2 separate regions of the Mus musculus genome follow, and region 2 is linked to region 1. A link is a loop called in an ENCODE intact Hi-C map of the cell type or tissue named here. Cell type or tissue: left cerebral cortex. All regions are shown on one strand. Links, peaks and the distances in the headings refer to the core of each region. The heading gives the core; the rest is flanking DNA.

The links. A loop is a pair of places that touch in the nucleus more often than their neighbours do. Peaks named below come from ENCODE experiments on the same cell type or tissue, not always from the same donor. Only the 100,000 strongest peaks of a DNase experiment are listed, where the experiment ranks them.
Region 2: it touches region 1 in a loop (2.6-fold over the local background); 11 of 42 quality-filtered maps call a loop at or near these places.

The regions. Positions count from the first base shown.
Region 1 is chr6:91,858,077-91,874,735 of GRCm38, forward strand. It overlaps a transcript of Ccdc174 not described here. Among named protein-coding and RNA genes, the nearest start is that of Ccdc174, 12 kb to the right of the region's middle. In left cerebral cortex, for the core only: no CTCF peak of the experiment used is centred there; a DNase peak (open chromatin) is centred at 7,826.
Region 2 is chr6:91,525,957-91,542,615 of GRCm38, forward strand. No RefSeq gene overlaps it. Among named protein-coding and RNA genes, the nearest start is that of Lsm3, 18 kb to the left of the region's middle. In left cerebral cortex, for the core only: no CTCF peak of the experiment used is centred there; no DNase peak of the experiment used is centred there.

The DNA of each region.
Region 1 (16,659 bases), core at 3,800-11,799:
AGCAGGGAGTCCAAAGGAGGAGGTAAGAGACTTGCCACTGGCAGACTCTGGCAGTGCATTTGAGATCCTAGATTCAGTGATACTCCAGGCCAGACAACCGTCCCCAGCCCCCCACTCCCCACCCCACCCCACCCCACCCCAGCTTTTCGGTTATCTGATCCAGCAGTCACCCTTTCTGGCTTAAATCTCTCTAAGTTTGTTTTCCCATCAACTGCAACTGAGAGCTTAGTCAGCCGCTAAGGGACTGAAGGGTCCTGGAAGGCAACCCTGAGAAGTGACATTCATGCTGAGCACTGAAGGGCAGTGCAAAGTGATGGAGATAAGAGATCATGTGTGAACTCAGCACTTGGGGGATTTGAAAACTGTGAGATATTCAGGGAACTAACTCATCCCTTGTGGGTAGAGTCACCATGGGGGCAGGCCATTCGTAATTGCGCCCACTGCTTACGTCAGTCTCTGCTTTCAGCTTCAGTAAACACGGAAACATTGGTCATCTCTATCCAGCTATGCTAAAACTTATGCTCTAATGTGCCCTGTGTGGGAAGAGCACAGTTTTCCGTTCTGACCAGTCTCAGGAGAGCAGGGCCCAAGCTGCCTTCAAAAGCACCCAAGCTTCAGGCTTTAGAGGAAGGAGAGAAGAAGGAGGGAGGGAGGGAGGGAGGGAGAGAAGGAAAGGGATGGGGGTGGGGCCAGAGAAAGAACAATTAAAACAAAAAAAGCAATAACAAACTGTAAATGGACCTACTTTTTAAATACAAATAAGCATTTCATAATTTACTAGCTTTATAATATCATATAATTTTGTGGTTCCGACTTTCTTCAATTTTAAGTGTTTGGTTTTTTCATTATGAAAGCCATAAACTCCATTTTGGAATGTGCAGAAGAGAATTGTAACTCTTTATAATGTTCTTGTCCTAACCCAACTGCAGTCGGGTTTGTGGTACTCTTCTTTCTGTTTGGCTGCTTCCATGCAATGAGGAGACCAGTGCCACTTTTCAAATGTGGATGTGTGCACAGGTCCCTTGGGATTTATTTAAAGCAATTCCTGGCTCAGTGGGTCTGGGATGGCATTGTGACTGCATATATCTAATGTGCCAGCCAGTTTCAGACCTCAGAGCAAGCCAGGCACAGCCAGACTTTTTGGCCTCAAGCAACCCACTCAAAGCTTTTGCGTTACTCTGAGTCCCGGTCTGCAAGGTTTCCCTGTTAATATCTAGTTGAATTAAAGGGGCAGAGTCAGGAAGTGCTTAAGTACCACTGTCATGCAACTGGGAGAACTGGGTGGCTTTGGAAGGACAATGTTGAGGGTCCACTAAAGCATGAGACCTATGAAAGTTGTTCCAGAGGGAGTTTCCTAGCAGTGTGTCCCCAGCAACTGCTGAGGAGCATGGTCTTAGCATTGCAGGACTCCTGCTTGCCTCAGAGAATTGTTCTATTTTGCACAAGGTGTCTCCACACCTCCCTCACCCCTTCCTCCCACAGCACCTACATGAATGCTCTCTGTTCATGTTTAATTAGGTCTGCTATTGTTTCTGTTTCCTTTCTGTTGCTATGGTAAAACACTCTGACCAATAGTAACTTGGCAAGAAAAAGGTTTATCTGGGTTATACTTCCAGGTCACAGTTTATCACTGAGGGAAGTCAGGGCAAGAACTTGAAGCAGAAACCATGGAGGAACACTACTTTGTTGGCTCACTCACAGATTCATGCTTAGCTAGCTTTCTTATACAGCTCATGACCATCTGCCTAGGGAATGGTGCTGCCTGCAGTGGGCCGGGTCATTCTACATCAATTAACAATCAAGACAATCCCCTATAGACTATAGACGTGCTAATCTGATCTAGGTAACTCCTCAATAGGGATTTTTCTCTAAGATGACTCTAGGCTGTGTCAAGTTGACTATTAGAGCTAACTAGGCTAGCTACTAAGGTAAGCCATATAACTAGCTTGCTAACCCTTAGCCTCAGTCTATGCTCCTTGCCTGTTTATAGCTGAAATTTTCTGTTATAAGTCTATAGAATATCTACCTTTTGGTGGTGGGAACATATATTCATTAATTCTCTGGGGCCCTAACCCAACAAAGTTAACTCCACTTTTTCTTTCACTTAGCATGAACAGACACCTGCCTGATGCTTACCCTCATAGCCTGGCATTTACCTTCCCAGGGTCTGGCTCCTTTTAATGCCCTTGCTTCATCTTCAGGGCTCCAGCTGAGCTAAAAAACACTCCCAGATCCCACCTCTAGGTCTCTGTCAGGTTATCTACCCTGTCTCTGTGTTGGTCAGCTTTCTGTCACCATAACAAAACATAGAGGAAAGAAAGATTTCTTCTAACTCTTGGTTTAAGGTTATGGTCTCTTGTTCAGGACTTTGGGCCTGACGTAAAGCAGACTGTCATGGCAGAGAGGGTATGGTGGAACAGAAGTGCTTCCCTCACTGGAACAAGGAAGTAGAGAGTGCACAGGGGCTAGGTACTATATACTTTAATCCCCAAAGTAACCTCTTCCTCCAACCAGATCCCACCTCTCAGTTCCTCCTACCTCCCAGTAATGCCACAGGTTATTGATGGATTGATCAATTGATCATGAGAGCCCCCATGATCCCACTACCTTTCAATGACTGGTTCCATTACCAGGTGTTACTGGCGATTTTATAAATATTTGTTGTAGCCTTAACCCAGCTAGCTAGCTCCCAAATAATTGAGACCGGACTATTTATACTTATTTAACAAGCTTTAAGGGCACAACAACTGAGCAGTATTACTCTATTTTAATCCTCTACACTAATCTGGCTACCTCCCAGTCAAAATCCTAGTGATAGTTGCATTTCAGTACTGATCTGTCTCTCTGGGCTCCAGGTGTTTTCTCAGGGTGTCTCCCTCTCTTTCCCCGCCACTTCCCACTCTCACTGTGAGGAAGGAAGTCCAGCACTATTCTCTCCCCTGCTCAATCATTGACTGATCAGCTTCTTTATTGACTAATCAGGAAATAATTGGGGAGCAGTGTTTTGCAACCAGATGTGGGGGCACAGAAGTCAGCATTTGAATAATACAAGGGTAATCTTTCTTTACACTATGCACAATAACATACCTACAACTAGGGGTCCAAGCTTCCAGCACATGAGTCTCTTAGAGGGATGCTTTATATTCAACAGTCACAGCCTCTAGTGAGATTCCCTGCCTTGATCCCTACAGAACCAACTTTCCTCCACTCCTCAACACCTGGGTCAGAAACCTCTTTGTTCACAAGTCTTCAACTCCTTTGCCTATGAGGGCTAACCTCATCCTGTGCTTGCCTTGTGTCTTGAACTCATCATACATAAGGCATGAGCTCTGGGGAGCAATCAGCTTTGAACCAAAACAAGAGTTGAGACCAAGGTTTAAGTTGTGCTGCTGGGACTCTACCTAAGAATGGACTCTGTTTCCTTTTCTGTAGTTTTTCCTTCAGAAACTCCAGAAACCATTTCAGGTTTCACTTTGCCTTCCTGATTCCAGTTTGAAAGTCATCATGTCCCCAGAAGCCCAACAAAACTCCAGGATTGAGTATCTTTGGTTCACTCTGGGTCATACATTGATGTTAACACCAATTTCTGTGACTAGGGGAATCAGCAGCCTGATTGGCTCATCTGGGATCACATGGTTACTGCTGGAGTCAGAGGGACTCCAAGTTGAGGTCGTGTTCTGGAAGCCCAGGCCCCACAGGGGCCACAGGGAAGTTACTTAGAGACCTTTCCCATAACTATGGCTTGTGTCTGTCTCTCCTCCAGCTATGCAGGGAGCATGCGTCCTTCTAGTTTGTCATTCCAGAGCATCATTCCAGTCCAGCAGATGAGGAGTTTTGTAAATGGCCTTTAAACTACTTTTGATGCAATTGGCTTGCTGTGTAGGTCACCCAAGGAGTAAATCAGAGCAGAATGTGACAGAGATCTTTTTGTCTGACAATGTGTCTTAAGAAATGTGTCCTGACATTTGGAGGGTCACAAGCTGAGGTTATCTCAGTATCCATGTCAGTGAAAAGGCCTCATAGAATCTGCCCATCATGCTGGGTGCAGGTAGAACTCCTATCTGGATGAGTGAGCAATGTCCAGTGACGTCGAGGCTCTTATTCCAGGTGACAAAGCTGGCAGAATGCTAATCCCTGGCAGGCTCTCTCTGAAGCCCTGTGCTGTTGGGCAGAGGGGCTGGTGTTCTGGGACTTTCTGATGGTTTGCTAAGGGGGTTCTCAATTTCAAGGGACAGGAGGAAGGTTCTAGAATTCCTTGTGTTAGTTATTTTTCTGTTGTGATAAAATACCATGACCAAGGTTTTATTTAGCTGCCCTTCCAGAGGGATGAGTCTGCCATAGTTGGGAAGTATAAAGGCAAGTAGCAGGCATGGTTCTAGAAAACAGATGCTGAGGGCTCACATTTCAAACTGCAAGTAACACACACACACACACACACACAACAACAACAACAACAACAACAACAACAACAACAAAAAAACCAGGTACGGGTAGGGGGAGGGAGAACACAGTAGGAATGGCTCTGAAACTTCAAAGTCTACCACCAGTGACATACTTCTTCCAGCAAGGGCACACATCTTAAATCTACCCAAACAGTGTCACCAAGTGGAGACCAAGTATTCAAACATCTGAACCTATAAGGGACATTCTCATTTATACCACCACACTCTCTTTGAGCCTTGTGGAAATATGCCTCTTACTTTGGTTGTCCTCAGAGGTTCACCTCTGAGAGATAGGAAATCTCTCAGCTGTGATTTGGAGAGGACAATGCACTGAGAGGCCTTGAGAACAGAGGGCAGGCAGCTGGTGCAGAGCACTGGGCCCACACACTGCCTGAGCAACTGGAGCAGAAGGAGACCCAGGCAGAAGCATCAGAGAGTTGTTCTACTTGAACACTGAGAGAGCTGGCATGCATGTACCCCAACTGTTGTAAGCCATTGGTTGGATCTGCTCCACAGGGGTGGTAATTGGCCAGCAAATCTAGCATTGAGAAGGAAGCCTCAGGCACTGCCAGATGGGCAGGCCTCTGTGGCTTGAAGAGGGTGAGGGGTCTAACAGTGGGTGGGCACAGGCTGAGGAGGCCTTTCCTTCTCCCAAGCTACAGGCAAACCATTCTCTGGAGGAAAGTAGAGCATGATTCTGAAAATCAGGCCACCTCAAGTGCTTAGTATCGGTGGACTCCAGGGGCAGAGGCCATGAGGTAGCTTCAAGGCCTGAGGAAGCCACATGGCAGGTGAGTCTGGCAGGGTCAGGGCTATGTTCTCTTCTCTGCTGTTTTCCTCTGTTTTTTAATGAATGTACCCGGGGCTGGAGCCAGAGCCTCCTGGAGTTGGAAGGCAGCACAGGTTAGGTAGTTCTCACTGCTTTCAACAAGATCAGGATGAAATGTTTCAGGTGCACAAAGGGAAGAAACAGCTGTTCAATGGACATCCATGTGGAACCACTCCAAGTGTATGGTGCTGCCCCAGGCTGGAGACAAAGCTTGGCTGTTGGACCCAGCTCTTCAGGATATAAGTTGGGTTTCCTAAGCTCTCCTCCAACGTCCCCCTAGCAGTAGAGTCATGGAAAGTGATAGGAAATATGTGCCTTTCCTTCAGAACGGGACGCTATAGTTCCCACCAAAGTAAACCATGAAGTCATATCATAGTCAGGTGGAGAGGGATTCTCCCTTTAGACAGAAAGAGCCATAAAGTCCCACTGCACCGGGTAGTGGGCACAGGGAAGCCAGTGGGGACATATGGAAATGGCCGGTCTGTCTCTGGTGCCACTACTCTTAGCTGATTTTCAAACTGCTTCTGAACAGAGAGAGGAGGAAGAATGGGGAGGAAGATCAGTGTGCCAGAGAGCCTGTGTTTCTTCCCTGTCCCACATAGACTGTATGGATGTCCCATGGATAGTAGCTTCCAGACAATGTTCCATGGACCCAGGCACACTACACCAGCCTGTGGTAAATGGTCCTATATATGAACCAATTGTTCTACTAACTAGATAGTCCTTGACATTGTCCTCTACCCCAAACTCAACACTGATATGAGTCACTTGAAAGCCGAGAGCCAGGTACTTACTATGATGGGGAGATGCCTCAGGCAGGTAACCTGGAGAGAGCCCTTTGGGGTTGTGTGGTGCATTGCATGTGTGCCAAGAAACAGACACTCTGGGTGTGTGTCTCCATGCTCAGAATGGTCCCAGTAAGAGAGCTCTGAGTGGACAAGTAAACACAGTAACTTGTTGGACTTGAGAGAGGTCAGAGGGTGGTCATCTGTCCCATCCTCATTCACGGGGGTCTCACCCATTCAGTCTATGTGTCACATTTTAACTGACTGTGAGAAGCTGGTACGTCTAAGTATTATTGAAGTCTCATTTCAAAGGCAAAGTTAGGAACAATCCAGATGTTCTTCTCTCTGCCTTTCCCCAGCCCATGAGCACAGGTGCATTTCAAGAAGTGGAATGAAGGTAGTGGCCTGTCTCTTCAGCAAGCAAGTAGAAAGAACTGTACTGTAGCCACATAGTGAAGCCACGGTGGCCACCCACAGATGTCCCTGTCTTGTTCGCTCTGGCTTTGTGTGGTGAGAGGTTTTGTCTGAGGCACTGGGCCTCCTCATGTGTGCTGGGCAGGTGCTCTATGCTGATCTTTGAGTAACACAGGGTCTACCACAGTAACATTCTGCACAGGCTTCCCCCCCACGTGTTGGGTTGTGTTGTTAAGTGTCCCTGCAGAGGGAGAAATGCAGACAGGCAGAACCACAGCATTTACCAGGAAGACGCAGACAGCGGAAGCTGTGAGTTTCCTGTGTTCAATGCACAGTGCATATGGGGGCAATCTCCAGGCTACTGCCGCTAGGGAGCTAAAAGGTGGCAGAACTCTTCTTCAGTCCACAGATCTTGGCACTACTTTTCTCTACAATTCCTAACTTCAGCTTCCATAATGCAAGCTTTCTCTTTCCTAGCCTTGTAACCTAAATGGGAAGTCATGGCTCCTCAGAATAAACCAGGGCACTGTGATGAGAAAGGGGAATGGGAATGTCCACAGAATCCTTTGATCTGGCCCTCAGGGGCTTGTCTGTAGCCTATGCCCACTCATCATCTTGTCCCTCTTCAGGGCAACTGGGTAGAAGGGTAGCTAGGAGCCTCCACTGAGGACATCAGAGGCGACTCTCTCAAAGGGCCAGGGAAGGAAGGCATAGAGACTTCCATGAAGCTCCTTATGCTTGGTGATGGTCTTTTGGGCTTCTGTAGAGTACTTATCACACCAAAGGAGTGATTAGTCACACAGTGGGTAAGAATTTCAGTAGATGATGAATTTGAGGAACACAGGCTTTGGGACCATAACCGTCATCCAGGATCGATGGTGTGAATTAGTTCTCTGTGCTGATTCCATGCAGGGAAAGCCTGTTTTCTTTGATGAAATAACCTTCCCCACTAATGAGTCTCACTCTAGCCTGGAAGAGGCAGAGTTTCAATTAGTTTTGGTTTTCTTCTCTAAACGACCACAAAGGCTTTTTTCTTTAAGTAACAGGAAGCAGCATCCCCATCTGAAGGAAAGTCATCAGGCCATCAATGTCACCATCATGCCTGTTGTTCGTGAGTCACCCCTCAGCTCCTCCAGGCAAGGTTCCTGTGTTCTCACTGGAAGTTAGTTACAGACGAGTGTGCCTTCACATCCACAGACCGCCACACATACACACAGGGCTCAACACAGCCACACAGTTTCCCAGGCCAGATGCGTAGACGACGGTGCGTCTACCCCTCAGCTCTGCAAAGCTTGTTCGTTCTTAGACAGTTGGGTGTGAATATCGCAATGGCATTTATAGCGTCTTTGCCACACTGTCTCACCCACTCATAACCACGCACCTGCAGAGGAAGGGTGAGCATACAGCAGCAGATGTTGTGTGCCCTGGGAATGCTTAAATATGTGCTTGCTCTAGAAGGCGTGTGTTACCCAACACAGACCTGGGGGAGGAGGAGGAGGAGAGAGATGGGTTTTAACTTTTTCCTCTCTTTTTATCTCTTCCTTTCCCCTCTTTTCCTTCCCCTTTCCTTTTCTTTGATCTCAAGTCGCACAGGCTAGCCTTGGCCTCTCTGTGTAGCTGAGGATGGCCTTGAGTCACCCTTGTGCCTAGTTTATGGGGTCTGTCAATCAAGCTTTATTCCTGCCCACATTTAATATTTAAAGGTAGGGTCTTGGTATGTTGTCTAGGGTGGCGTGTGCTGGCTATTCCCAGGCACAGTCCCACTACTAACACTTAATGTGGATACTTCTTGCTTATAGCACACAGTAGTGAAAAACTCCCAATGCTCAGGTAATCCTCTTGCCTCCGGAGAATGGGCACAGTGGGTGCTGGAACAAGATGTATGGTATGCCACTGTACCCAGTAAGCTGTGTGTGTGTGTGTCGGGGAGGGGGTGTTGTGTACACACAAGTGCAGATGCATGTGGGGACATATATATGTAGAGGCCTAAGTTCAATGGGTTTCTTCTCCTGATTATTTCCCACTCTTATTGATTGATTGATTGAGACAATGTCTGTGCTCATCAGTTTGGCTAAGTAGTCTGGCCAGTTAACTTCAATGGCATGCTTATCTCTGTCCCCCAACCTCTAGATACAGAACCATGGTGACACCCTTGGCTATTTACATGGGTGTAAGGAGGATCTAAAGTGAGGCCCTCATTCTTTCACAGCAGGCACTGTCATGTAAAGTATAAGCCTTCTCCCCAGTCCTTTAAAACAAACTCAGGAAGATGTTGGAACTTATATAGGAAAAGAAATAGAACAAACCCAGGCAGTGGAGTTGGACATACCTGGTTGTAAGTACAACCTCTAATCACATTTAGTAATCTGTGTGATGTTGGGTTACTTACCTAGCCTCTCTGATCCTCTTCGTTTGCCAGATGGGGCTCTCAGAGGGATTGCCCTACTAGGGTTATGGTAAAGACAAGTTGGATTATCAATCCACAAGCTGCACCATACAGAGATGAGCATTTCAGGGTTGCAGAGATGCTCAGTCAGTAAAATGCTTGCCTTGCAAACACGAGGTCCCAAGATGGATGCCAGAACCTAAGTATAGATATATATATAAAAAAAAGTCAAAAGCTGGAAAGATGGCTCAGCAACTGAGAGTATTGGCTGCTACTACAGAGGCCAAGAGTTCAGATTCCAGGACCCAGATGTTGGCTCACGACCACCCTTAATTCCAGCTTCAAGGATCTGATGCCCACTTTTGACCTTCACTGGCATCAGGCATGTGCATAGTGCACAGACTTAGACACACGCAAAGCACACATAAATATAACCTTTCAAAATCTAAATATTTTTTTAAAAAGGAAAGAAAACTTAAGCATGGTGAGGTAAGTACTGGAGGGACAGAGATGGGCAGATCCCTGGGACTCACTGGCTACAGCCTGCTCTAATTGATGAGTTCCAAGCCTGTGAGAGATCCTATCTCAAACAAACAAACAAACTAACTAACTAACAAACAACAAAGACAAAAACAAAAAGTTGAAGCCCAGCATAGTGGCTCATGCCTTTAATCCTAGTATTCATGAAGCAGAGACTTCAGTCAGTAAAATGCTTGCCTTGCAAACATGAGGTCCCAAGATGGATGCCAGAACCTAAGTATAGATATATATATATATAAAAAGTCAAAAGCTGGAAAGATGGCTCAGCAACTGAGAGTATTGGCTGCTACTACAGAGGCCAAGAGTTCAGATTCCAGGACCCAGAATCTGGAGAGATCTCTCCGTGGCCTAAAACCAACCAATCAACCAACAGAAACAAAGTAGGTAGTTCCTGAGGAATGAGGCCTGAGCTGAGGTTGACCTCCTGACCTCTTGCACACACAAGAAGAAATAAGCATTTCTTTATTGAAGCATCATGGTTAAGTGTGGCATGCTGGGACTCCACCCGGATAGTAAAGACACTTACAGTCTTTTTCTGGCTTTTAGCTTTATACCTCTAGCTGACACTTCACCAATCCTGAGGCCAGTTGCACATAGCACAGGCTGCAGCTTGTGGCTAACTCTGATGTGGGGACCTTCTGCTAGAGCAAATGTGGAGGAGGTTGGCTCCCTCTCTTAATCTGTTTTTTTTTTTTCCATTGTTACATCAAAATACTTGACAGCAGAAATTTACTCTCATCATGGTTCTGGGGACTGGGAAGCCTAAGAGCGTGGTGCCAGAATTGAGCGATGGCCTTGTGCTGAAGGCCAACATAGATGAAACCGTGGAGGAAGGGCATGGGCCTGATTCCCAGGACTGGCACTGACATTCACAAGGTGAACATTAGACAGATATAGTCACCCGTGCATGGGTTCTTTTGAGGGTGCCATCCCTGGTGGTCTCCCTCTCTTAGTACCATGGGATTAATAAATTCCCAGTCCGAAGCACTGTGACCCTGGCTGCCTTCCTCCCCAAGTCACGGTCCTCAGGCATGGATGCCCTCCAGGCATGTCTCTCTCATGAGGAGCCCAGGAGGAAAGCTGTTGTCCTTATGATCCTTGTGACAACCACAGTCCCCTACCCCCACCCCAGTCTTGTCTCCTAGCTTGCTGTCTAGATCTGTATCCATCTAGACTAGCCAGGAAATTAAAGTGGGCATCAGGACCTTGGCAATAAATAACTCAGGCCCGAGGCTCCTGTCTGCAAAAAGGATGTGATCTGGGGCTTCTTATCAAGTCAGTCTCAATTCAGGCACTGGGGCCACAGAGAACTCAGATTACTTCTATCTCTGGATATGAGAGGATGGGTTCAGCAAGAAGATGCAAAGAAAGAGAAAGGGGAGAGATCTGTCCAGGAGCTCAAGCCTTTAGGTGCATCAGCAGAGCATGGGTGAATGCTCCCCTATGGCATTGAGGGATTCTATACCTCCTTGAGCCCCTGATCCCTAATCTGTAAAGTAGGGACAGTGATATGCCTTAAGGTGGCTCTTGTCAAATTAAATGAGTCAATTTGGGCATGGTGGGGCACCCCTCTAATCCCAGCACTCAGAAGGCAAGAGGCAGAGGCAAAAGGTAGGCAGAGCTCTGCAAGTTCAAGGCTAGCCTGGTCTACACAAAGAGTTCTGGGACAACCAGGGCTACATAAAGAGATCCTATCAAAAAGAAAGAGAGAGAGAGAGGGAGAGAGGGAGAGAGAGAGAGAAGAAAGAAAGAAAGAAAGAGCCAAAAAAAAAAAAGAAATTTAAATAAAATTCGTCAGTGCTCAAAATTATCAGTCTTTCTTTACTGATTTGGACTTTTTGCTTTTATAATTTTTCTACTTCCTTGAGGTAGAATTCCATTTATTTTATTTTTGAGACAGGCTTTCACTGTATGGTCCTGATTGGCCTGGAATTTGTTTTGTAGCCTAGGCTGGCTTTAAACTCACAGAGATCCACCTACCTCTGCCTCCTGAGTACTGGAATTAAAGATATTGGCCACTATTCCTGGATCAGAGTATTGTTTATTTAAGAACTTCTTTCCTGCCTGCTGTTTTGGTGTGGACATTTCTAGTTGTAAATTTCCTCTTGTTCATTGCTGAATTTTTCACATTAGCTAAGGGATGGAAGGAGCCTACACATGAACAGAGAATTTCAAAACAGGAGTGGTGGCACATGCCTGCAATCCCATAACTTGGGAGGACAGTCAGGAAGATGACAACCTCAAAGCCACATGGGGTCCCTAGCAAGAGCCTATCTAAAACAACAACCAAACAATGTGGTGCAGACACACAATGCAGCCTTTACAAGAATGATGCTTGTGACACTATGGCTGAGCAGGGAAGGAGTTACACTAAGTGAAGCAAGCCAGGCACGGAAACAGGAGGCCACGTGGTCTCATTCTTAGGAGGAATCTAAAGCTGAACTCATAGAACCAAAGCACAGGAAGATTGATGGTTCCTACAGATGGGGCTCGAGGGTGGGATGGAGAGGAATTTATCAAAGATCACCAAGCTTAAGCTGAGCAAGAGGGATGCAGTCCAGCACTGTACTGCACAGTGGTGACCGAGCCAAAACTGATGCAGCAAGCTCTTGGATTTTGCAGGAAGAGATTTTAAACATTTCAACCACAAAAGAGCAATAAGCAAGGTGACAGATTTGTTAATGAGCCTGATAAAATCATCACACATTGTACAATAACATCAAAACACCACATATCCTATAAATATGTTATTATTTGTCAATTTATAATGTAAAAATGTGTGTTGGAGAGATGACTTAACCATTAAAAGCACTTACTGTTCTTGTAGAGGACCCTGATCTGATTGATCCCCAGCACCCACATAGTGGCTCACTGCCCCCTGTAACTCCAATTCCAGGGAATCTGATACTGTTTGTGGCTTCTAGGGGCTCCTAAATACACACAGTGTGTATACTAACAAGCAAGCAAACACATAATCATAAAATCCTTCACATGAAGCACCACTTGACAGTGGGCTGCTATAGGTAAGTTTCTTCTGAAGAAAGAGCAAGTGGAGAAGTGACTTTCAATAGAGCAACTTGGCAGAGACCACTGAGGTTCCCTCTCACAAATAGCAGCATGCATGTTTTCAGGGTGAAGGCTCTAAGATAGCCTCCCTTCAACTCATCCTAGTCAGGCTCTAAGGAAGTCAGAAAATCTAAATTGAAGAATCTACTATTAAACTAACCAGCCAACCAACCATTCAACCAACCAACCAAACCACAAGGGCTGAAGAAATGGCTTAACATAAGAGTGCTTGTTCTTGCAGAGGGCCCAGGTTCAATTTCCAGCACCTATATGGCAGCTTTCAACTGTCTGTAATCTCATCTATCTGTAACCCTAGTTCCAAGGACTCCAGTTCTCTCTTGCCTCTACTTCGATACCTGTTCACACCATAATGAACTGCACCATCATAGGCTGAAAGTCATGGAGCCAAGAAAGATGCATCAGAACCTCTGAAACTGTGAGCCAAATGCATATTTCCCCCCTCATAAGTCAATTAGCACAAGTATTTTGTCATAGCCACAGAAAGCAGACTAATACAGTCTGAGAAACTCTGACGGGAGGAAACTGAAGTTAAACACAGTGTGGCAGCCTGGATGAACAACAATGGGGAGGAAGAACAGACTTGTTGACAGCACGTATAAAGGTTGGGTCCTGCATGTGACAAAGGTCCTGCAGTGAAATGTCCACACAGGGAAGTGACCGAGGACCGTGTAGGAACTCCCCATGCTATCTTCAAATGCTTCTATAAATCTGAAACCTTAGAATAGAATAGTATATTTTAAAATACACTTAAGAAAGTACTTGCCCACTGATTGGCATGTGGAAGACACTCCCATGGGTTCACAACTAGAGGACTCACAGGTGTTTTGCTTGGCCATGGAGGCATATGCCTATACTTAAAATACAGGTGGCTTGGTTCTCTTTCTGATTATCAGGGAACCGTCTGATTATTAGGGAACCGTCCCCGTTATTAGAAAATAGACCTTGCCAGCCCAGCAGCACAGGGATCTTGTTAATCGCTAAGTCAGACCACCACATCCCTCCCCTGCCTACCACTCTCCATGGCTCCTGCCTTACACAGGACAGGCACTGAAGTGCCTCAGGATGATCTGCAAAGCACCAGGAGGTAGACACAAGCACTTTCCTGACTCCTGCTGGGTACATTGTCCTCTCTGTTGTAGTGGCCATCTGACACCTTCCTGTCTGTTTGTCCCTCATCTGCCTGGAACCCTTCCCTCACCCCCCACCCCTGCCCTGGCCCTACACTGTAGCACATTCTCAGAGTCAACACTATGACTGTCCCCAGTGTCCGGTGTTCTTCTTGTCACCATTTCAGCTCCTACTTGTGGTCAGATGTGGATCTCACCAAGGTGTGTTTCCTTGCTAATGCTTGAATCGGGAATCTCCCAGAGGCCCTGAAGGTGGTGTTCTGGGGAAGTGGCAGAGCTTAGTGAGAGGTCCTTAAGTGATGAGGGTGTGCCCTTGAAGGGAACCCTTGATTTCTCTCCCTCTTCCTCTCCTCACTCCTCTCTCTCCCCTCTCCCCTTCCCTCCCTCCCTGGCCATTAGGTAAAAACACTTAGCTACCTTCTGCTCCCACAATACTATGCTTCATCACTATGGGTCTGTAACAACGGGGCCAGCCAACCATGGACTCAAGTCTCTGAACCTATGAGCCAGCATAAACCTTTCTTCTTTGTAAGTTGGTTGTCTTTGCCACTCATTACAGTGACAAGCTGGTGGACACACCCTGATCTTGGGGAAGGGCCGCAGCATGCACTGATTGCCCCAAAGGGGAGGCCTGCTTCCCAGCAGCCTGACCGGAGTGGCCCAGGCACCTCCTCTGTCCAACTCTCCCCTCAGCCAGCCTCTCTGCCACTCAGTGATGCTATTTCTTAAGGATGACAGCCCTGCTTCTCAGTCATGGGTCTCAGGTCCCCTCTTCTCACCAGGGCTGTGGGCTTTAAGTGATTCTTTTCAAGACAGGTAGTGGGGCCTGGTCTGGCCTTCCTCCCAGAACAAAGAAAATGTAAGTCCAAAAATGAAGTCAGAATGTGACCTTCTTTGGGAAGAGTGTCACTGTAGATGTCATTAGTTAAAGTGAGGTCACCTGGATTCCAGAAGGTCACATAGCTTTCTATCCCACATAGCCAATGTCTTTACATGAAGACAGTCATGCAAAGATAGATACACAGGGATGTGTAGATAGGATTAGAGAGATGGCTGTAAGGCCAGGAAAGCTGAGGACTGCCAGCCATCAGCAGGAACTTGGAGTAAGCCAATGACAGGTCCTTCTGCAGAAATAATTTGGGGACAAGAGGCTGAATTCTTTTTCCTTTCCCCAGTAGAGTTCAACTCCAAGCTGTATGCCCTTGTATACACACTTGCCTTCTTTGTGTTTCTTTCTGCTTCTGTATAAGAACAGTGACAGCCCCCGCCCCCTGAGGGGCCATAATGACACTGACAGTTTTGCCTGACCCTCATGAAGGTCAACTGCACTGCCATCCAGGGCCCCTCTCTTATCTTTTTGCCTTCTGTCTCATCCTGTGTCCTTGTTGAAAACCCAGGTTTTTTTTTTTTTTTCAGTCTAACCTAATCTCTTCGCACACATTGGACTCAGCTGATTCATCCACTGCTGAATAATTTGTATTAGAGTCAGGGGTGTCAGAGATGGAACAAAGGTGAGGACTCTGTATGCTGGACAAGTGAGGGGAGACACAATTTTCCTTCAGGGAAACAGAATATGTATAAAACATAGTTTTCAGATGCTAAAATGCTTCCTGGGTTCAATTAAGCCTGGAGACTTTACAGCCAATTAGAATCTCACAGCAGCAGCCTCAGCAGCCCTGATTGCAATGGGCGAGGCTGGCCTGCAGTGTGTCCTTAGGTGCCTCCTTGCTGGAACACCCCTGCAGGTCATTGAATAGGAGCCTGGCTGTAGCCACGCTCCTGGGGAAGAGAGGACTGATGGCTGTTTTAGATGTCTTCTCTCTCTCCCCACTTAATTTAAAACCAATAGAAGATTTCATAGACAGTACATATCCCACAGGAATGAAAAGGAAAAAGAGAATCCACCTGCCACCCACAGCACACCCCTGGGGCCCAGCAGCCGTGAGACTCACTGTCAAGTATGCAGTGTCACCATACAGACTGTTGTCACCTACAGCTCTGAGGGATGTGCACACAGCTGTTTCCATATGCAGTCTGGTTGTAGCTTGAATATAAAATGTCCCACATACTCTCCTGTGATTGAACACTTGGTCCCTTGCTGATAGTGTGTTTCAGAAAGTCATGACAACTTTAGGGCAGGTAGCCTCACTGGAGGAAGTGGATCACCGTGAGGAGGGCTTTGTGTCATTTTTATTTTAATCTGGGATCTACTTCCCCTCCACTTTTAACTTTCAATTCCACCAGCATGTTGTTACTGGATTTAGGATCACACCCTGTGCCCCAACAAGCCAGGTGCAACCACTCATCCTTGAAAAGCCAACTAAAAGAGTAAAATTAATAGAAGAAGAAAAGGGAGATTTTGTTCAATGTGGCTACACTGAGAAAGACTGAGGTCCAGTGACTCAGGTGTGGCTTTGGACTGTTGAGGTAAGGTACGGATTACGTAGAGGGCCAGGGTTATGCATTGCTAAGTAGTCCTGGTCAAGGCATAGCCCTCCCATCCTTGTCTCAGTTCTACGCTCTTGCAGGGTGGCCTGTAAACCTTTTCCCAGGAGAACGGCTTCTGGCTTAGCTAGCCCAAGCTTTAGGCTTTTTCATTTAGTTTTTTAAAAATTTCATGTCTATGGGTATTTCTCCTGCATTTATGTCTATATAACCACATGCAGGACTGGTGCCTTGCAGAGGTCAGAAGAGCATTTCAGATTCTCTGGAATTAGGGTTACAGATAGTTGGGAGCTGCTGTATGGGTTCTGGGAATCAAACCCAGGTCCTCTGGAAGCACATTTAGTGCTCTTAACTACCGAGCTCTCTCTCTAGCCCCAGTCAAGCTCTTTTCTTCTTCCAGCATGAGTTTCACTGGGGAAATTACAGTTTCTGAGGATCCATTGCTTCAGTCATCTGACAGCCAAAGTGAGGGGCACAGTGCCCCTAGAATAGCTTCAACCCTTCCAGCTGGTCAAGGAAGTGAAGGGTCCCAGTTTGGATGGAGCTTGGAGTTGTGGGATAGAGCAACCTACCACCATACCCTCCCCTCTGCGATAGACTCTAT
Region 2 (16,659 bases), core at 5,442-13,441, 330 kb before region 1:
TTTGTCCAGTTAAAATGTACTTTGCAAGGGCTGAGAAAATAGCTCAGTGTTTTTTTGCCAAGCGGACATGAGGATCTAAGGTCAGATCCTAGCACCCATGTGAAAAGCAAGGTATGTCGGAACGAACCTGCAAAGCCAGCCCTGGAAGGTCAGCAGAGCTTGCTGGCTAGCTAGTTTTGCTGAGACAGTAAGCCTCAGGTTCAGTGAGAGACCCTGTCTCAAAAAATAAGGTGGAGAATGATAAAACATAAACCTCTGACCTCTCCAAGCAAGCACACACACACACACACACACACACACACGTGAACACATACTCCACACCAGAGAGGAACAAAGATGTTTACCATGTGCCAGGATCTGCAACAGGACCAACTAAGGGCCTGAAGCAAGGAAGGGAGGGAGAAGGAGGCAGAGCATCTTAAGGGAGTCTGTCTCTCAGGATGATAGGCTCTGTGAGGATCTGTCAGAGCAGTGAGGATCCCTCACCACCACTACCACCCTGGCTGAAGGTCAGCAAAGAGGCCAGTGCTAGAGAATTCTGCGTCTAGTTGGGCATTCAACAAAGTGAGAAAGCCTGACTTCACTCAGTACTTTGATCTCACAGTGGGAATACAAAGACCTAGGGAGTGGAAGAGACCTGCCTAGGTCACAGCACCCAACAAATAGCACTCTGAAATGGAACCAGGGCACTGTGGGGCTCAGCTGCAGCAGGGCTGTTCACACAGCTCCGCAGCCCCTGAATAGAGTGTATAGTCTGAGGGCTGTGGTCCCTTCAGATCACATGCCAGCCACCTCCCCTCCTTTTCCCCTTTGGTAGGATTCTTCCTTCTGAGTGAGCAGCTGCTGTTGGGCTAAATGAGACCCAGTCTTCCGTCCGTGCTCGCTATGGAGTAAATGCCTCCTGGAGAAAGCAGAGGTGGGTAACAAACCTGCCAGTCTTGACTCTGTCACCAACACGCTTTGTGGCTTTTGGCAAGCTTCCCCCCATTCCTGGGTCTCACTTGCTCACACAAGGGGAAATGAAGAGTACTTCTAAGAGAATTCACCTAAACTTGTATGTCTTTTTTTTTTTCCTTCCTCAATTAAATGTATTTTTAGCTGGTACATAAAAGCTAAACACTGGAGCTTGGCATTGTGGTGGATAACTGTAATCTCAGCAGTCAAGGGGCTGAGGATTACAAGTTCTAGGCCAGCCAAGGGCTATGAATCAAGATCTTAATCTCAATAGACAAGCACATAAAATAGGCACACATAAGTAAACAGGTACACATTGGGTGGGATCTTAGTGAATATAAATGTTTATCTCCAAACATGTATTTTAGAATAATTAAATTTAGTTTATTTCTGGTGAAAACTTAAAATCTTTTCTTGTTGCTTGTGAAGCACACAGCCATCACCACAACCTACTATGTAGCATACCAGGTCTGTTGCTCTTATTCAAGTTTCCAGGATCAGTCAAGAGCTTGTTTTGACACTAGAGGGTGCTACACTCTTCACTATTCCCTTTCAGTTTGTCTCGGTTCATTGTCAACATATTAGATGGCAAACTGTGCCATTTAATTCCTTAAATGCAAACTATGTGAAAATCCAACCGTGCTTCCAGAAGCACAGGACAGACAACATCACATGCTCCACAGCCCCAGGAGACCGTTTTCAGGCAAAGTATCCTAACAGTGGCGGCTCCTGTGATGCTGAGCTGGAACCATCCACAAGAGCACACACAGTCTAGGCAAGATGGTTTCCCCAGCACTCTGGTCCTGGGTGTATCTCGCTGGTGGAGCTGAGCTTTGTGGGGCAGGGAGTTCAAGGCCAGACTTTGCCATCTTACTGAGCAGATTCTTGTTCCTGCTGTCAGCCTGAATGTCCTCATTTGTGCTGTCCTCCCAACCTAAGGGCACTTTGTTATTGATTCAACAGGTTTAGAGAGATTGAAAGATACCCGAGAGCCATCATTTGTATTACAAGGTAAGGATACAGATGAGGAGACAAGAAACCTTGCATTTACAACTAGCTGAACACTAGACTCAGTCCCTTCAATCCAGTTTCTTCCTTCATAAGATAGGAGCTAGCCAAGTGCTTTGTTACTGAACTGCGCCCAGCCCTCACTGATGTCTTCTTCTCTTTTTCCTTTACAGCTTTTCCAGGCCTAGAACCACTAGAAACTAGGTTGGATCCAAGGCAGTTGTGCTTAGGGTTTGGGGATTGGCAGAGTTCTCCCTTGCAGGGTCCTCCGTCTTTCCCTCTTTGGTTCCCAGCAATGCTTTTCTCATCTCAGTTGTCAGGTGTGAGAGAAACAAGCAGAACCAGCCTCATGACCAAGGTCACCTAACAACATCACAAGACGATGACATCACCATCAGCTCTGGCCCAGAGCTCAAATAACGGAGGGAAAGGGCAGGTCATCCTCACGGCAGGGTGACAGAGCTGGTGCCAGGCCTCTGCCAACTATCAGGGCCCAGGAGTGTTGCTGAAAGCTACCCAGGAGCAGCTCATCCCTGCCTCCGCTCAGCCAGCGCTCTCACATGCTCAGAACAGTAGAGTCTCACCAACAGGGGTCCCCACCCCCACCTTTTCCTAGAAGCAAGGTTAGCAACTGCCAGAGTCAAAATAGATGTGGAGAGAATTGTGTGGCAACACTCGGGTTTAGTTCAAGCACACTGGATTGCACGATATCCTTAGAGGGCAGAGCCATTGCAGGAGGGATCAAAGCAGCCGGCCTTGCTCTTCGGGCTGATGTTTCTGCCATGCTGCATGTCAAACAATCATGTCTTTGGAGCCCAGATGCCCTGCTTTGTAGGTAAGCCACGTGTAGAACTTCATGTAAGGAATCATTCTGTCAAAGTAAATAGTTGTCCCAAACTATTTATTTCATGTGCTCTGGTGGCCTGCACCTGTATTCTCACAATACACACAAACACACATACACACACACCATTTTACCAATGTGCACATACATATATACACACACAGCATAAGATAAAATGTACCATCTTAACAATGTATAAGTAGAAGCACTCACATTGTTGTGAATGACTGAAGATGTCCCCTACCTGCCAAGTCCCTGTTCCACAACACAGTACTTTATTACTTTGTCTAGACTTCTTTTTCAAAGGTTTCAAATCCATGGGCAGTATTCAAAATATGAGAAGAAAGCTGTGGCGTGTAAAAGGAACTTTTATTTACCTGTACTAATTGTTGTCTCCAAGGCCTACTGCCTCAATCTGCTAACCTAGGCCTAATCCTAGAAGCTTCTAGCAACCATACAATCTTAGCTAGGCCTAGAATGTCTCAGCTTCTGAAACTTACTGCTGAACAAATTCACTGTTTCTATTTCTTTTTGAGCTCTGGCTGACTGGTTCAACTCAGCTGTTCTGGCTCAAACTCCTCTCCAAGCTGACTGATTGAATCTGGCTTCTCTTGGTCTCTGACTGAATTGCCCTACTCGGCCTCAAACTAACTCTAGCAATCTGTTCTAATCTTCTGGCTCCTTCTCATTCTCTGGCTCATTCTGTCTTTACCTTCTCATTCTCACTTTCAAATATGGGTGCTTCCTTCTACAAACTAACTTTCTCTTCGTTGTTTAGAATTAAAGGTGTGTACTAAGATCGAGCCACACTACAACTAGAAACGGGTTTTTCCAGTGAACAAAACAATCTCAGGGTTCACACTGTGATCAAATATCCTGCAACAGTGGAGCACCTTCATCCTTCATCACAGCCGCACATCGCTAGGGAGAATCCAAGATTGGTAAAAAGATAGCTGGCCTCGGATTGACTGGAGTAAAGACTCTCCAGACAGAAGGCCCAGCTTGCTGCCGACCCCCAGGCTCCCCAGACCACTGGAGCAGCATTCAGATACATGGCCCATCTCACCCACCTCTTACCCCACCTGCCTTTCTCACCTTCCTCTCCTCCTTCAAACCAAACCCACTGGCTGCTTTGCTATTCCTCACACAGGTCAGGCTCAGTGCCTCCTAAGTCCCTTCCCACTGGACCCTCCCTCCCCTTAGAATCATCTCCAGTTGTGCTGAGCAACAGCCCCACTTGCCAAGTTCATAAAATTCTTGATGATCAAAATATCCTACACCAACTAAGTCACAGTTTCTAGAGCCTTCTGGGTTGATATTTAAACACAAACAAACAAAAGAGTAAAACATCTCCTCTAAGAAGTCTAGTGTGTAGCCGCTTTCAGAGCCAATGTCTGGATGAGTGTTTTTCAAAATGCAATCTCAGGTCAGTAGAAGCAGCAACAGTACCTGGAGATGTGTTAGAAACTCAATGTGCTTAGAACAATAGCAAAGCAAGACCTCCTTCCCAATTCCTAAGATACCAAATGAGCAATTTGGGGTATAGAGTCAGGAGCACACATTTAAACAAGCTCTGAGGTGACATGCCTACCAGGTTCTGAGAAGTACTGGCTTCCATCCTTCATGTTCAACCTGTCTTGTGGGTCGGGAGCACAAGAATTCCCCGAAGCTGTCAGAGTTCAGATTCCCAGTGCCATCCCCACTAGCAAACAAGACCTGTTGGATCAACTGTTCTTGGTGATTCATACATGTTAGGAATTGAGATGTCTCTCATCCCTGTCTTGAGGGACTCAGAAGCCATGAAACACTGGGAGAAGAGCCTGGCCTGCCTGGGTCTCACATCTTAATTATCTTTGCACACTGAAAGGCTCAGGCTTGGTAGAGAAAAGGCTCAGGCCAGGGCTGAGGCAAAGAAAGAACCAGAGAATCTTGAAACATCCTACTACGTCAGAGAGCAGGGGAAAACCTGCGGATGTAGCCCAGTCAGCAAAGTGCATGGCCCTGTAAGCACTAAGACTTAAATCTGATCCCTGTATTCACTCTAAAAGGCTGGACATGGTGGCGTGCGCTTGTAATCCTAGTGATGGGTAAACGGAGACAGCTGGATCCCTAGGGCTCCCTGGTGAACCAGCGTAACCAACTTGGGGAGTTCCTAGCCTGTGAGGGAATGTCTCAAAAATAGGTGAGCAGGCTGTGCCTGAGGATATCATTTGAGGTTATCCTCTGGCCTCTCCATACCCGCCTGCAAGTAAGTGTATCTGTACACATGCACACACGTGTGTGCACACCTACATACACACAAAGCAAGGAAACTTCAAAAATGAGGGTGATGCCAGCTCCAGAAGCCAGTTTAAAGAGTGGTCTGATTTTAGATGAATCTGATTGTAGTGATACAAACTATTAATGTGTGAATCTGTGATTTTGTAGTTATAAGATGATTATAGAAAGAAGTGTGAACACAAAAACTCCTTCTCACAGTAAAATACCAACTTCTAGAGTAGAGATTTGGTTCAGTGAGCCTTAGGGCACCCAAAACCCATGTGGGTAAGGGGCTTGGCCTTAGATTACGGTGCCATTGGGTGGCCGTGGGAACTCTAGGAAGCAAGACCCATTGGGAAGAACCTAGTAAAGTGAGGGCGTGACGTTGGGACCTGGCCCATCCCTCTGCTTTCTTTCTACCGTGGAGCAGGCAAACGGGTTGTCTGTGCCACATGCCTCCTCCATGAGATCATAGCTTACAATGGGCCCAAAGCAATAGGGGCCAAGTGATCATGGACTTTCACTTCTGAAGCCATGAGCTAAAATTATCCTTTCTTCTCAGATATTTTTTCAGGTGACAGAAAGCTGGCTAACCCACAACTACCAAGGAGAAGCAAAGATAAAGGCAATTGCCCATGAATGGTAAAAATGAATTAGGGCCCAAATAGATGGATGGTAAAAACGCCACCTCTTCTCCCAACAAGCGACATAGTCACTACTGAGAGGAGACCGATGGCAGAGTAGACCAGCGAGGTGGAGTCCTCCTTAACCCAGCTATCCCACAAATCAGCACCATGTGCCTCCTGCCACTGCACACTGCTGATTCCATATCACTCTGGTGGGTCTCCTTCCAAAACAGGTATAATCTCACCTGAATCCTTCAGAACTGTCAATCAAAACCCAAGTGGGAAGGCTTCCACAGAGAGGTCCTACCTGGCCACTCCTCCAGCCCGCCATACCACTCCACTCCCACCACTCCCAGGCCCCATCATCTATTTTTCTTTTCACATGTATTTAATTCTGTTTCTGTCTCTGTCTCTCTTTCTCTCTGTCTCTCTCTGTCTATCTCCCCCTCTGTCTTTCTATGTGTGTGTGTGTGGGGGGGGGGGGGGTTGAGGGGGACTACTCGTAGGAGTCAGACTTTTTCCAATATGTGTGTTCTAGGGATCGAGGCTAGGTCCTCAGGCTTATCAGCAGCCACCTTTACTGCTGAGCCGTGTTGCCGGCCCACATCACCTGTTTCGTCTTCTCCCAGCACTCTGTGTTGTAAACCATCTCTGTTTATATATATCTGTCTCCGTGTTTAGGGTCTCCTCCCGCCAGAATGTAAACTTCCTAAGCATGGAGAATGTCTCCATCTGATGCGTCCTTCAGACCGCAGGCGCCTCATGGATACATGTGGAACGATAAATGAAGAACCCGTTTCCCCATCTGCAGGACAAACAGCTCCGGGTCCAACAGCCAGGCTCTTTCCTGGTCTGACAATGAAATGAAGAATCTGAGGATGTGAGTGCTTCAGTGGAGTTCCGGGGACCTCTCTATGCTGCCTGGGCAGAGGTCAAGTTCAGTAGCTCACCCTGCCTTAGCCTCCAAGCACACATAGGCACATGCCACCATGCCTGGCTTGGGCCTCCGCTTTAACTCTTCCTTTCTCATATAACCCTCTCCCTGATCCTACAACCCCTCTGACAACGTTGAATTCAGTTCATTCTCGATGAGCTGATAGGCACTGAGCACCTACCTATTGAGCACTGGGAACCCAGGGTCTGGTCCCTAAGGAGCTTGGCACGTTAACAGGAGCTTGGCTGAGAAACACTAGGACTTAGTTGCTTAACTGGCTAGCATCACGTAGCAAATACACAGCTGGGCTGGGAAGCTGCTTGGCTCTCTACACTGCAGGTGAGATGCTACCCTAAAGACTAGAAGCAGTGGAGCAGAGTGTGCTCAAGTGCCAGGTGGCTCCCCTCAGAGCTTACAAGCCCACCAGTGTCCCACGACCTCAGCCTTTGTCCTCTACCGTACCCTTCTGGCAGAGAGGGAACGTGCGGGATCTCGGCTCTTTCTGGTTGTGTTTCTCATTACTCCACAGCCTTCAGGCCGGTTTTCTTTAGATAAACCCGAGACTGCTCTGCTTGAGCAACGGTCAAATTCAACCCAAGAAGTAATCTAAGTTGGAGATGCAATCAAATAACCTTGGCAGGGGGGAAAAAACCCAATAACAACAAAAAGGAAAAACAAAGTAACAAAACAAAAACCCACTTCAAAAAAAAAAAAAATGTCTCCAGAAGAAACTGAGCATGAAGAATTGAAACAATGTAAGAGAACAGGATATTTCTTAAAAAGATGTTTTATTTCTCTTCAGCTCATTGATCTTGTCCCTCCCTAGAAGTTTGAAAGCTTTCTCTGCCAATTAATCTCTACACTCATAACCAGCCCCTACCCCCTCTATAATCTTCAGCCTCCAAAGCAAGGACTACAGTTAGCAAGACAAATGTTTGTCTTGGAAGATCAATTACCGCACTGGGAGGTCTGAGATTCCTGGGGTTTAGTGCGTGCCTTGCCTTGGACTTGCTCGGTGACCTTCGGATCTCTGTGCAGGGGTGTCTGAGACTACACAAGGAGCCATGTCCTGAGATTGCCCTGAGTTCCCGAAGAGGGTACTTGGCCAAGGATATGATTTATCTATGCCCATAAATGCTGCTCTCCCTCCTTCAGGAAGCCAGCTAATTATGTTAAGAATTGAAAATGCATTTTCTGTGGGCATTTGAAGGACGGTCTTTACAGGAATGTGTGGCAGAGAGTGTGTGAATAAAAGAGACACATTAACAAAGTTTTGTTATTCTAGAGAAAAAAATGTCACAGCTCCATTATTTTTAATGGCCACAATGTTCAGAGCTGAGGAGGGGGAGAGAAGAACACAGCATTATTGTTGGAAGCACAGCTCACTGATGGCTCCCCAGAGGAGAGGCTGTTCTGATGACGTCACCTGCCAGTGAGCCAGGATAGTGGCTGACAGGAAGATCCCCCTTCCAGAATCTCCTGACCTCAGACTGCAAAGGAGCAAACTGGCAGGAGATGCTCTGTATGTAGTTCAAGTAGGTGAGATCCTCCAACTTAATCTCTTGATGCCACACACACAACTAAAGGTGCCTCCCCCCTGCTGCAGGGCATGAGGACAAAGGATTTGGGGCATGAGAAATTCACAGACTCTCTCTCTCTCTCTCTCTCTCTCTCTCTCACACACACACACACACACACACAGAGAGAGAGAGAGAGAGAGAGAGAGAGAGAGAGAGAGACTGGAATGAGAATCACAGAGATTCAGTCCAATTTCTGCTACTATTACAGAATGCCACAGACTCGGTAACTTATAAACCAAAAGTTTGTCTCCAGATTCCAAACTGGAAAATTCCAAACCACGGAGGCACCATCTGGCAAGTGCACAAGGTGGACTGACAGCGAGCATGCCCAGGATGGAAGAACAAGAGACTGCACCCCTGGCAGGTCCATCCTGTGAGAATTAACCTACTCACATTACTTCATCATCAATCCCTGGCACCTTTTAAAGGTCCCAGTTCTCAGTCTTCTTATGCTAGCTAGTAAATGAGTGAGTTTTTGATAGGCATTCCGACCATAGCAGAAGGGTAGATACCCTCTATGCATTTGAACAAATATCTCTCATCAGGCAGGGCTGTGTGTACCAATGACTCTGAAATCTGAAAGGAATTCCAGTGGCCTATGAGATCATTCTGGCTATAGATTTCAGCCACAGGAGGCCTCATCGATGTATGGTGGATGAACCCGTATATGAAACCCATATATGAGCACAGTGGTAGACTATGAGGATATTGATATGAGTGTGGTAACATCTGTAATCCCAGCATTCAGGAGGATGCTAAGCAGAAGGCTGCCATGAGTTTGAGGCTAGCCTAGGCTACAGAGTAAGACTCTGTAAGTCTCAAAAAAAAAAGTGTGAAAAAGAGAAAAGAAGGTGGATCTATTTGTTCTTTTTCCATGGGCATTTTTAATCTCTGCCAGATTAAGATAGTACAGAATGTGCCACACACAGGCGTCAATCACATTTTTTTTTATGATTGATCATAAGGGTTGCTAAGGAATTAATTAGTTTTCTCTCTGGCATGTGCAAGAAAATGACTGTTAGTTCATTCTGCTTCTTACCTTTCTCAGGGACAATGTGGGATTAGTTTTCTGCGTCTAGAGTCTCCACAGAACTTTATTAATAGGCTTTTTGCATTTTGGTGCTACCAGACGGGAAACCTAAAGAGTTTCAAAATAAAGAAAAGTATGTAAGTAAGTCTAGGACAGCCCAGGCACACTGCAGCAACTGCCCAGCACAACCAGACAAGGGCAGACCCATTTCAGCTCAGAACTGCCCAATCTGGCTCTGAGTCATTGACTGGCTGTTGACCAAAGCTCTGCTCTCTTGTCCACATGGGGACTCTCATTTCTACAAAGTGGCCTTCTGTAAATTGCAACTGAACTTCTTCTAAACTTTACTGACCATGAAACTCTGTTGTTCAGAATCCTGAATGCATTTTCTGAATCTCACAGTCTTAAGTCAAAGCAACACTCCCTTAGAGCCGGAGAGCTGGCTCAGTGGTTAAAGGCACCTGCTGTTCTTGCAGAAGGTCCAAGTTCAGTTCCCAGCACCTGCATGGAGGCTCACAACTGTCTGTAATTCCAAGCCCAAGGAGACTTCTTTTGTCCTTCTTGGCTATTGTATGCATGTGGCACACATACAGGTGTATACAAACATTTCAAACACATAAACTAAAAGACTATAAATATGAACAAACAAACAACAACAATAAAAACCCATACATTGTGAATGATAATTTCTTATGGGCTGGAGAGATGGCTCAGTGGTTAAGAACACTTATTACACTTGAGTCTAGAGGACTCAAGTTTAGTTCCCAAAGTCCATATCAGGTAGCTCATAATGACCTGTAATTCTAGCTCCAGTGAATTCAATGCCCTCTTTGGCCTCTGAGCACGTGTGCACACACACACACACCCACACAAACACACACACACACACACATACACACACAGAGCATGTATACATATACTCATAAAGGAAAAGAACACCTTCAAGTTGATAATTGTCTACAGATCCTGAACCTAATATTCCCCAAAGCCTGTTTTACAAAGACACTTTCCAAGACACAGTACTGGGCAAGCTTTCTCTGTTAGGGAAGCATGGGACCTGCACTGTGCTGTGACTTCCTATCTGATATTATCAGCAGAAACTAAGAACCCAAGGCCCATAATGAGGAACCATGTTTGCGTGACCGGTGGGTATGAAAGGGTGTCACTTTTGCCTTTTTTTTAATTTTAATTTCTAAAAAGTATATGCCTACTGGAAAATAATGAGAAATACCACTCTACTGAGACTCTACTGATATATCCAAGATGTGGTGAAAGGCACTCGGAGACAGGAGGTGGAGACCTGGAGTCGTCCATAGTTAATGGCCAACCTGGGCCTAGGACTCCGTGTTTCCAAGCTCTGGGTTCAGTGCTCTTATCGGCAGCCGCTCCCAGCTAAGGTTGGCAAAGAGTTATTGGAGAGATAGCCAAGCAATGGCAAAGCGCCTAATGACCCAGGATTTTACTGCACTAGACAAACTGATTCTAAAGTTTATTATACCGAAAAGATAACTGTGAACCAGGCAACTCCGGTTCCTCCCAGGAGAACTTCCCTCTCCGTGGGGGAAGAAAAGGCACAGCTGTGGCTTCTTTTCCACAAGGCATCTTCAAGGAGTAGAAGAGGGGAGCTGGGTGTGTGGGCCTTGAGTCTGAAGCCTCGGGCTGTGTGCTTTTGACATACAGGCCAAAAGACTTGATCTCAAAGGATGCCAATGTATGGAAGGGGATAATAAATGCAATATATATATATATATATATATATATATACATATATATATATATAATCTCCCTGGCATCGCACACTTCAAGGGTTTTTGTCATGATCCCTTCATGGGGAACATGGAGACTAAACAGCTTCTGGTTTAGGGTGAAGCTTTTCAGTGATGCTGTGAGGCTTGCTCTCACAACCCTGGGCAAGTTTGAGCAGGAAGCCCAGTGCAGATCGGAATACAGCAGACAGGACAGAGGAGGTATAACCTGTGTAAAGATAAGCCACAAGATGCTGGAGGCTTCATTGAGAAGGTGAAGGGCTGTGCGTGCGTGTGTGCATGTGTGTATGTGTTCCTCATACCTCAGCCTTGAGAGCACTGAGAAAAAAACATAACTTTAATGAGAGTCAAGGCCAATAGCAGGTATGGAGATGAGCAGATTACTTTAATCCAGACTTTATCTATCTATCTATCTATCTATCTATCTATCTATCTATCTATCTATGCGTTTCACTGCATAACCCAGGCTGTCCCTATGTAGACCAGGCTGTCCTGGAACTCACATAGCCCTGCCTCTAGAATTAAAGGCATCCACCACTACCCATTCCCAACCCCCCAATTAAAAAAAAAAAAAAAACAAAACAAAAAACAAACCAAAAAAAAAAAACCTTGAATAGACAAACTTAAGGTAAAAAAAAAAAAAAAATTCTGGTTCTTACTTCAGGTGTGGCTGTGCCCAAGTGCCCAAGTGCCCAGGTAACTAACTTGCTTTCCCTGGCTGTGCTCACAAGACTCCTAACTCCCCTGAGAGAGGTTCTCTAACCCCCTAGTGGCATAATAGTTTCAGCAGCAATGGCTGGACATCCTGTATCTTAGCCAGCTTTCCCAAAGGTCTTACTACAGTCCTAGGATTAACTGATCCCTGGCTGCCTGTAGATTGATTGGCCACTAGAGGCGAAGGTACAAGCAGTTGTGAGCCACCCACAAAGGGTGCTGAGAACTGAGCTCAGATCCTCTGTAAGAGCATTGAGCACTCAACCACTGAGCCGTCTCTCCAGCCCCACCCCACCTCACCCCTGCCTTTTATTTATTTATTTTTTTGGCAAAAGCCTTATGTAGGTCTGGTCTGAAACATGCTATGCAGCTGAGAATAAATTCTGATTCTCCTGCCTCCACCTCCAGAGCTGGGATTACAGGCATATACCACCACTCTGCTCTTTTGAGACAGTATTGCAAGTACTGAAGGCTGGCTCTGGACTCATTTGCAGGCTGAAAGGATCCTCTGCCTCCACCTCCCAAGTGCTGGGTCTGAAGGCACGCAGCACACCCAGCTTATTCTTAGCTCGTGTTTGGAGTTGGTTTGTTCTTCTGTTTTCGTTCTTTACATATTCCAGATATCAATCCCTTATATGGAATGAGAGTTGCCTGTGATTTCTCCTAGATATCGGTTACCTTTTTGTCCAGCTTGCCTGCATTTCTTTCACTGTCTGCCCTTGGTCATGGTATCAGAAACTATGGCCAAACCCAGGATGGCGCCTTTGTTTAACTGTGTGAGCATTTCAGTCAGCCCTTATGCTAAGGTATCTGGCGCATATTGAGTGCAGTCCCTAACACTGTGCAATGCATGGACCCAACTTCATTCTTCCACATGGGCTCTTCCCATTACCTGGAGCAGACTGTTCTTTTTCAATTAAAAAGTCATGACTAGGATTGGAGAGCTGGCTCCGTAGTAGAGAGCAGAGGACCTGGGTTCATTTCCCAGCACACACAGTGGCTCACAACCATCTATAACTCCAGTTCCAGGACATCTGATACCCTCTTCTGATACCCTCTGCAGGCTCCAGGCATACATGTGGTACACACAGGGAAACAGTCATACATATAAATGAAAATTAACATGATTTTAAAAGAAAACAAAAATCTCAACACCCTTGCTGAAAACCAGTTAAATGTAGATGCAGTCTGGATTTGTTGTTGCTCTCTAGGCTCTGTCCCCTTGCTTTACACACCCACCCTCACACCCATCACAGTCTATTGTGGACCGTTGCATTACTGGACCATTGCATTCAGTTTTGACATTTGGAAATGCAAGCCCTCCAACTTCATATATGCTTTTCAACATTACCCTTGCTACCCAGGGTCTCTTGCAATTAATTCTACAGGAATTTTAGGATCTGTTCACCTGCTTCTGCAAAAACAGGTCATTGGTAGGGACTACACTTGATCTGTTGATCACCTTGGGAAGTACTTTCTCATTTCCTTTTCTTGCCTAATGGCCCAGGGTGGAGTTTGTGATACAATGCTGAATAGGAGCAGTGAAGGAAAAACATCCTTGGGTCATGACCTCAAGGGATGGACGGGTCAGCTTTTCACCACTACACATCACTCAAACTCTGAATCATTCTATGCACCACTTAGGTGAAGAATTTCCTTTTTATTACTAGTCTGTCAAGTGATACACACACATACATACACACACACACACACACACACACGCACACACACGCACACACACGAAAAGGGAATAGTTTTATCAAGTTCTTTTTTTCCAGAAATTGAGATGATCACAGTTTTTGTGTTTTATTTTAAATTTAAATCTATCTTCAAATAGATTAAAATTAAAATTAAATGTGACCAGATAGTTCAGAGTGTAGGGAAAAGGAAATTGCCAGAGTCCGGGAGGGATACTGTGAATGAGTGATCGTGGGAAGGTGCTGTAACAGTAGTGCTGTAAAGTATCAGATAACCAGGGTAGTTCATCTATCTCGTTGACTAACGTTTGTGTATTGAACCATCCTTGCATTCATAAAGGAAATCCTACCTGGTTATGATCCCTGTGTGAGTAATTTGTGGAAGGTATTGTTACATTTTTTACCCATGAGGATGCTAGTCCGCAGTTTGTGATGTCTGAACCTGGCTTTGGTATCATGTCAATCCCTGTCTTAGAGAAGTACTGCCCTCGGCTTTTGCATATAAGCTACCTACATACAGTCTTGCTTACTAAACCCAGATTTTTTGCTTTCCTCACAACTTAAAAAAAAAAAAAAAAAGACTTATTTTAGCCAGGTAGTGGTGGCTCATGCCTTTGATCCCAGCACTCGTGAGGCAGAGGCAGGTGTGAGTTCAGGTCCAGCCTGGTCTACAGAGCAAGTTTCGGGACTGTTGGGGTTACAAGGAGAAACCCTATCTTCAGAAACAAAAAAACAAACAAAGCAAACAAACCAGACTTGTTTTATGTTTAATTGTGTACATGTGTGCGTTCTGTGGGTGGGTCTGTGCAGGAGTGAAGATGTCCACAGAGGCCAGAAGAGAACACTGGGTCTCTAGAGCTGGAGTTACAGGTGATTGTGAGCTGGGAAACAGACTCCAGTCCTCCACTGGGCCAGTGTATGTGTTAACTGAGCCATTTCTCCGGCTCTCCACATGCATTAAAAAAGAAAAAAAAAAGATGTATCATGCTGAGTAGACCAGCCTGGCCATTTTCAAATCTCAAACCCTTGATCCTCCAGTCTCAGCTCCCCAATTGCTAAGCTGAAAGGCCTGTACCACCACACCTGACTCCATGTGGACCGCTTCTAGTAATGTCTCTAGGGTGCAAACTGGCTTCCATGTGTAGCTCTTTCTGTGTAACTCTTATTGGCTTGGAATTCATTATGTAGACCAGGCTAGCCTGGAACTCACAGAGATACCCCTGCCTCTGCCTCCCAAATGCTGGGGCTAAAGGGCTATGCCACCATGCCTGGCTGAATTTTTTTTTAATATTCTAATATTACAACTCTGAAAATCATATCATTTGATGCTCACCAGTGCTGCTCAGTGCCACGTGCTGTGACCATTCTGTTGTTCTCCTTGGTCCCTTTTTCTGAATTAAACTTGTGCTCATCATGTTCTTTGATTCCCACAGCCTCCGAGGAGCTCATTCTGTTAGCCTGGCAGGCAGCCAGTGATTGGGTTTTTATTATTTTTTAAAAATGTAATTGGGGCAGGGGTTTGCCTCCATGTATGCCTGCACCATACGCATGCAGTATCCACAGAGGTCAGGAGGCTGGATCCCCTAGAACTGGAGTTACAGATGGTTGTGAGCTGCTAGCAAATCCACGTCTTCTGCAAGAGCAGCCAGTGCTCTTAACCACTGAGCCTTCCCTCCAGCCCACAGCCAGTGAGTTTAACCCACACTTATACACTTAGTCTGGAACAAAAAACAAAAAACAAAAAACAAAAAAAACAAAAAAAACAAAACAGTGTTTGCAAGTGAACCATATGCATGCTGGTACGTGTCTTTATTGTTTTATAATGTTACCTGTCTTCACTTCCTGTTTGTGGAGGACCACAAGGTCAGCCAGAAGAGAGAACGCCCATTGAGCCTTCTGAAGCTCTGAGAAATGCATAGCCGAAGAATAAGCCTTTATCTCTCAGCGGGTGCCAATCTGGTCTGTCTCTAGCTTGCTCCAGGCATTTTCTGCTGGACTTATAGAAGCAATACATTTGCCTTGCATTGTTTAAAATATGGCACCTGGGAAGCTGACTCAGCCTCTTCCTGGAGAAAGCTCAGTAGTGAGCCTGGCCCTCGAGGGAATGGGCAGCAGGCCAGAGCAGGATGATAGGGTTCTCTGACAGCCATGTTTCCTCCCCTGGGCACTGGGCTCCTGCACTAGGCATGGGAGTGGTTGATAGCTGGGGAGATGTTGGGGTTCAAATACCACAAAGTTCTAATGTTAAGATTTTACAGGGTTTATATTTTTCAGTTGTGCTTAATTAAGAATTCTCATGATTCTTGTGACCTTTTAGTTTTCCAGTTCTAGTAAAATTCTGGAAGCTTCTACCAGTTCACTGGCCCTGTCTGTAGACCACAGGCTTATGAAGTCCCCTTCTCTGTAGTCCCCTTCTCTGTAGTTCTTCCTCTGGGACTCTGTCCTTTAAGATGTGATCTGCACTTCACAGCTGGTGCTGGGACTATGAAGAACCAAGGAGAGAAAGGAGAGGTGGGGCTGTCATCACTCACTGCAGGCGTCCTGGAACATTAGGTTCTGAACTAGTAGTCTCCACGTCCTCGCGTGTATGTGTGTGTGTGTGTGTGTGTGTGTGTGTGTGTATGAGAAAGAGGGGTGTAGGAGGGAATGAGGGAGGGAGAGAGAGAGAGAGAGAGAGAGAGAGAGAGAGAGAGAGAGAGAGAGAGAGAGAGATGTAGATATAAGGAGAAGAAAGATGAGAATCAGGAATACATGAATTTAAGCCTAACCTTATCAGATTAGGCCCATTGTGCCAACATAGCAGTGGGGACAATGGAGTGTTGTCATCATGAGGAAATTGGCTGGTTATGGGATTACATGCTCAGAACTCAAGGGACCCAGTGGGGGGCTCTTCTGGATATTTCTCTGACCGGTGATGACAACTATGGACAACGAAATAACTGCCATCCAAGCAGAGAGTGGGATCAGGAGCTCAGGCCTGCACAGACTAAGACTCGCTATGCCCCTAGAGTAGGGGCCACTGTGTGCAGTCCAAGTAACAGGAGCTCAACAATGAACACCAGGAACTGCGGGAGCACTCAGAGCCTGTGTAGCAGTGGGTGGCAGCTGGGTCTCTGAACTCTCCTGTTTTGTCATTTTGAGGGCTGGGTCTCATGTAGACAAGGCTGGCCTTAATTAAATCCTCCTGCCTCTCCTTCCTGTGTCCTGAAATTGCAAGTGTGCACTAGCACATCACTGGCTCCAGTGT